2 separate regions of the Homo sapiens genome follow, and region 2 is linked to region 1. A link is a loop called in an ENCODE intact Hi-C map of the cell type or tissue named here. Cell type or tissue: dorsolateral prefrontal cortex. All regions are shown on one strand. Links, peaks and the distances in the headings refer to the core of each region. The heading gives the core; the rest is flanking DNA.

Region 1 (2,806 bases), core at 88-2,587:
TTTACTCCTTCACCGTGGGCTGCACACACTCAAGTCTCCTCCTCCCTCTGGCTGGGACAACAGGACATTCCCAGTCCCTACAAAGCTGCTGCTAATGAAACTGAGTAGACTCAATCTTCCAACAACTAGCACAGTTTTTACTAAGGGGAAAAAAGAATGGGGTGGGAATTTTTTTTATCCCTCCAATATTTCACATCCTTTGAATGTAAGAAAAACAGCAGAAAGGACAGAGTCACAGCAAACATAACTGCCTTGGCCAACACGCTGCACTGCAGCAGCTCTCTGCCTGCCTGGGGGGCTCCTGCATAGAGAAGCTTGATTTGGCTCCTCAGTCACTTGATCATTTGACACTCAGACAGAGGGGAGCTTCTAGGCCCATTTCCCCAAATGGACACTGACTTAGTTTATGCTTTTTAATTCAGTGAACAAACACATGCTGAGCACCCACCTGTCATGGCTCTTAATCTTTTCTGTGCATTCTGGGGAAGGTTATGGACCCTCATCAGACTAATGTACAAAACACACAGAACTAGGCTTATAAAGAAAATTCAATTATAAATTATACAGTAATCAACTTTTTTTTTTTGAGAAGGGTTTCACCCTGTCATCCAGGCTGCAGTGCAGTGGCACCATCGTGGCTCACTGCAGCCTCAAACTCCTAGGCTCAGGCCATCCTCCCACCTCAGCCTCCCAAAGTGTTAAGGATTACAGGCGTGAGCCACCTTGCCCAGCCTGTTATCAAAATATTATAAAGCAATTTATGAGATAGTGATGCATGTACTTCTTTGTTAACACTTCAAGCAACAAACCCTAGCGGCAGGTCTAATAACCACTGTAATTTCAAAGTTGTGATGAGCATAAGTGGTATTTTGAGGTAGCTAAGTAACCGTGATGTGTGATGACAATATCTGTGAATTCTACTGGTGACAAAGTGACAGGCACTACAAATACTACTGAAGTTTCTGGCCTACATCCATAATTGAAGGAAATGCTAAATATCAGAGTCACTGAAAATGCATTTTTTTCCCCCTGTCCCAATTCATCAACCCCTGAACTCTATTCACAGAACCCTTGGAGATCCACGGCACCCAGGCAAACCCACAAATACGTGAAAGGCAGTGAGCTGAGGGAAAGCAGTAGAGATGTGGCCATAAAAATGAGCCAGGACTTCCTCAAGAATCTCAGTAGGGAGCAGGGCAGGTCAAACATTTGTAAATAATCACTGAACACGTGCCACGGGCATATAGGCAGAACAATGGGATTTATAAAATGATAGCATTCTTACATTATTCTTACGGTGATGCTTTTGTGACACTTTAGGTCATACTGGCTAAACTTGAACGAAATGGTACTGTTTACCACTTTTAAAAGTAGCAGTAGCTGCCTGCACTAAAGACTTACTGTGTCCTGGGCCCTGTGTCAGGGCCTTGCATACACTAGCTGGATAGGAGGTAGCATTGGCCCAATTTTGAGGATGAGCAGATGAAGGCTCTGAGAGAGAAACTGAGTCACTTGCCCAAGGTCTTCTGGTGGGTACACATAAAGTGGCAGAGCTGAGATTCACACCTGTATCCACCTGTGCCCTTAACAGCATCATCCCTGGGGACGTCCGCTGAGGACAGCCAGGCTGGCTGGGATCCCAGCGTCCTCTCCGCTAAATGTGCTTTGGGGTTGCTCTGAATCTGGGCTCCCATGCTTTGCTCCCACGCTTGAAGCAGGGCCTGAGAACCCACACCATTCCTGGAGCCCTTCCCTGGGCTCGCCAGCACTTACCCCCTGAGGTCGGCGATAAGGATCTGCCCTCCATTGCGCACATCAAAGATTTTGACGGACCTGTCTGATGAGCAGGTTGCCAGGCGGGTGCCATAGTAGTCCATCTGGGCGTCGTGCTGCAAAGGGAGGACAGCTCGGGAAGCCTGCAGGCTGGGTGGGTGGGTGGGTGGGGTGAGGGCTGTCACTACACAGAGTCTAGTTTGGACCAGAATCTCCCTGAAATCAATCTGATCTCAAAGTATCATCACCCTCAGGCAGGAAGCTAGCATGTGGACATTCTCACTTCACCTATGGGCAGTGTCTCTCTGAAATGGACAAAGCAAGCCATGCCCAGCTGGTGTCACAGACCCTTTACATACCTCAGGGAAGGGCTCTTCCATTCCTGTTCCGCAGGGTGGGTATGGGAGAAAAAAAGTTGGCCTAGCTGCCCTCTTCTTCCTCCATCCTCTCAGGCCCTATTCAGTTCTTAGGCTCTGTGGGCTAAAGGGGAATACCCCTGGGTTCAGCTCAGCCCTAGCACCTGATGCTAATGCATGGGAGCAGGCCAAAGGAGTGGGCCTCTGACTGCCTGGAGTCCCCAGTCAGGTCTTCTGTGATGCAGCTCTGGCCTGCACACAGGGTTCCATTCAGATATTTGGGCTCTTTCCAGCCCTGGCCCTGGATCCTTTGTGGACCTTTGTTTTGGGGCTTCTGCTCGACCTTTTCCCTAGTAGTGTGCCCAGAGCTTCCCAGACTTTCCACCCAAGGAACACAATGCCTTAAGTGTCGCTGCTCTCACCACTTGTGAACCGAATTCCTTGATGCTGACTGAGCATGCAGAACTAGGCCTGGCCCCTACCTGCAGATCCTTGTCCGCAGGGTGATGGTCTCTGAGGCACCATGCCTCCTGCACCACTGAACACCCTGGTCCCTTCTGCTTGCTGGCCCTGCCTATTCCAATGGATGTCCCTTTCCCCAGCTGTCCCACCCTGGGAGTTTCAGGACTATCAGCTGCACTCCCATGGCCACCAGGGGCAATTATGCCCATTCAAAG
Region 2 (2,806 bases), core at 133-2,632, 360 kb before region 1:
TATTCCTAAAGGCCCACTTCAAAAATGAGAGACGTGGAGAGGGAGAGGAATATGCACCGGCCTTTGGCGAGGGGCCTGAGTTTGAATCCCAGTGTCTTCATTTCCTGGGGGAGTCATTTCACCTCTCTGCATCATAGTTTTCCCATCAGTAAAATGGGGATAATAAGCATGCCTAACTCAAGGCATGAGACAAATAACCAAACAGGTATGGGCGAGGTTCATACCTGATGCTTGACAAGCGTTACACATTCCTCTTCCCGCCTTCCTTCCCTCATCTTCCTGGGCACTTGTCACTCTGGTCTGATTCTATAATAATCTCCTGCCTCTTATTTCAAACCTGCAGCCTCCAGTATATACCTGGCCCCACGTGGATATCCCCTAAAAGTTCCTGTTCTCGAGAGCCTGTCAGTGGGCCAGGGAGGCAGGAAGGGGCCCCACCACCAGGAGAGGTTTCATGGAGGGTGCGAGAGCTGAAGCCTGGGTGTGTTTGGCGGCAGAGGCCCTGCTCTTTTCCTCTCTGGGGAGCAGCTGTCCCCAAAGCTTCCTGGCTGTTAACCCATGGTGGCTCACAGACACCTTAAGAAGCCACTGAAAACCCCTGGTGCTCTCCCGGGGAAAAGACCCAGGCTCACCGAAAGTTGTGAACAATTTCAAGGGGTTCAAAGACCTTTGAGTCCCATCCTCCAAACTCGAGTTTAGACTCTGTCTTAAAGCCTTGTTAGTTCATTTCTCAAACATTCACGGAGCCCCATGGGCTGCTCCTGGTCTAGGCTAGGTGCTGGGGGCCCAGAGACAGGGCTTTGCTCCAGGGTTGGGAGTAGGGGTGCGCTGAGACGCCCCTAACACAGGTACTGGCTAAAAACAGTGCTCCTGTGTTTAGTTCTTTCCCAGTGAGGCTCCTGCGCTGAGCTTAGCAACACGTCACTCCGCCCTCCCAATACAAGGTGTGGGAACAGCCATTTCACAGGGGGAAGAAACGGGGGTTCAGAGAGGGTGAGCAACTCCCCCAAGGTCACACAGCTGAGTGGACACAATCGGGGTTGTGAAACCCTCGGAGGCTCATCTTCCACAGGAGGTCCAAAAAGCTTTGCCGAGAAAACGGCTGAATGGGGCCTCCAAAGATAAACATGCCATCTGCCTACCACTGCCAACCCAAGAGATGTGGGCACCTGCGGACAAGGCGGGGGCTTGCCCAGCCCTGGGCTCCCACTCTGCTGGAGAGGCTGTGGGGGGTGGCGGATCTCTCTGCCGCAGGGACTGGGGAGAGGCCGGCCTGGGGGCAGGGCGAGGCCGTTGCGGGGCAGCCTCGGAGCTGGTCCATCTCGGGTTACCTCTCCTCCTCCTCCTCCTCCTCCTCCGTCTCCTCTCTCCCTGGCTCCGCGCCTTCCCGCAGTGTCCTGGATGGGGGTGGGCGCCGTGCAGGCCTGGTCGCCTGCGCCCGCGACGGGGGCAGCAGGCCACGCTCCCCGTCGGGGTCCCGCCATCGCCCCCTCCCTGGGCCAGCTCCTCACCTGCGCGCCGCAGCCCCCGTGTTCACCTTGCGCGCGTCCCTGCAGCCGATCGCCGCGCCGCATCCTCCGAGATGCTCAGACTCGGCTAACAGAGCCCGGCGCTGCCGATCGCGAGCCCGCCCACAGGAGCGCAGCCCTGCTTAACTCTTTCCCCTTAGGGGTGGACTCTTCTGTCAACCCTGACTTCCCCTCGCTCAGGGATTGTCAGGGCTCAGAGTGGAACCGAGGTCATCTCTGAGGGATGTGGAAATGTCTTCTGCAGCATCCCTGAAAACGGGGCAGCTAGCCTCTGCTTGCATACCTCATGGGACGGGGAGCTCACTTCCTTTCTATATCCCTACATCCTTTTAGGTAAATCCTACCTACAGCTTGGTATGTATCCTTCAGATTCTTCTCAATGTACAGTTACATGTACATCTTAAATAGAAATGACATCATACTGTATACTTTTTTTTTTTTTTTTTGAGACAGTCTTGCTCTGTCGCCCAGGCTGGAGTGCAGTGGCGTGATCTCGGCTCACTGCAACCTCCGCCTCCCAGGTTCAAGTGGTTCTCCTGCCTCAGCCTCCCTAGTAACCATGCCTGGCTAATTTTTATATTTTTAGTGGAGACAGGGTTTCACCATGTTGGCCAGGGTGGTCTCGAACTCCTGACCTCAGGTGATCAGCCCGCCTCGGACCCCCAAAGTGTTGGGATTACAGGCGTCAGCCACCGTGCCCAGCCACTGTACACATTTCTGTAATTTGTCTTTTTCACTTTCCAATATATTCTGGCACATTTTTCATGTAAATATCTATAGATCTATATCATTTCTTGTATCCACTGTTGAGAATTCCAGCATATGGTCAGCTAGTTATTGTTCTTTATCCTGTCCCCTGTAATTGGACATAGGTTGTTTCTAGCCTTTTGCTCGCAGGGATAATGGAGCAGGGGCCATTCCTTGCTTAACACATCACTGTGCACGTACACTAGTGCACCTACCAGATAATTGCCTAGCCGAGGCATGGTAGTAAAATCTATGGGTCTGCATATGGGGCTGGTAGACACTGTCAAAATGTTCTTGGTCTTTCTTTGAACACCTCTTGATATACTAAACATCCATTATTAGGCTCAATTCCTTAAGGGAAAGCCACACAGGAAATATATGTGGTTATCAAAAATGAGATAGGGCTGGGTGCAGTAGCTCACACCTGTAATCCCAGCACTTTGGGAGGCCTAGAGAGGAGGATCATTTTGAGCCCAGGAGTTCAAGACCAGCATGGGCAAGATGGTGAGACTTTTTTAAATTAAAAAACA

Evidence for each region. Peaks named below come from ENCODE experiments on the same cell type or tissue, not always from the same donor. Only the 100,000 strongest peaks of a DNase experiment are listed, where the experiment ranks them.
Region 2: a loop joins it to region 1, with 2.8 times the contacts of the local background. A loop is called at or near these places in 2 of 110 quality-filtered maps.

What each region holds. Positions count from the first base shown.
Region 1 is chr3:10,313,548-10,316,353 of GRCh38, forward strand. SEC13 (SEC13 homolog, nuclear pore and COPII component) reads right to left here. Exons shown (of 9, transcript NM_183352.3): 3 at 1,774-1,889. Among named protein-coding and RNA genes, the nearest start is that of SEC13, 6.2 kb to the right of the region's middle. In dorsolateral prefrontal cortex, for the core only: no CTCF peak of the experiment used is centred there; no DNase peak of the experiment used is centred there; H3K27ac peaks cover 252 bases.
Region 2 is chr3:9,950,811-9,953,616 of GRCh38, forward strand. PRRT3 (proline rich transmembrane protein 3) reads right to left here and starts at 1,598. Exons shown (of 4, transcript NM_207351.5): 1 at 1,512-1,598. The region is part of intron 3 of PRRT3-AS1 (PRRT3 antisense RNA 1); the gene reads left to right. RefSeq lists a silencer at 1,097-1,636. In dorsolateral prefrontal cortex, for the core only: no CTCF peak of the experiment used is centred there; DNase peaks (open chromatin) are centred at 1,301 and 1,601; H3K4me3 peaks cover 1,820 bases; H3K27ac peaks cover 1,353 bases.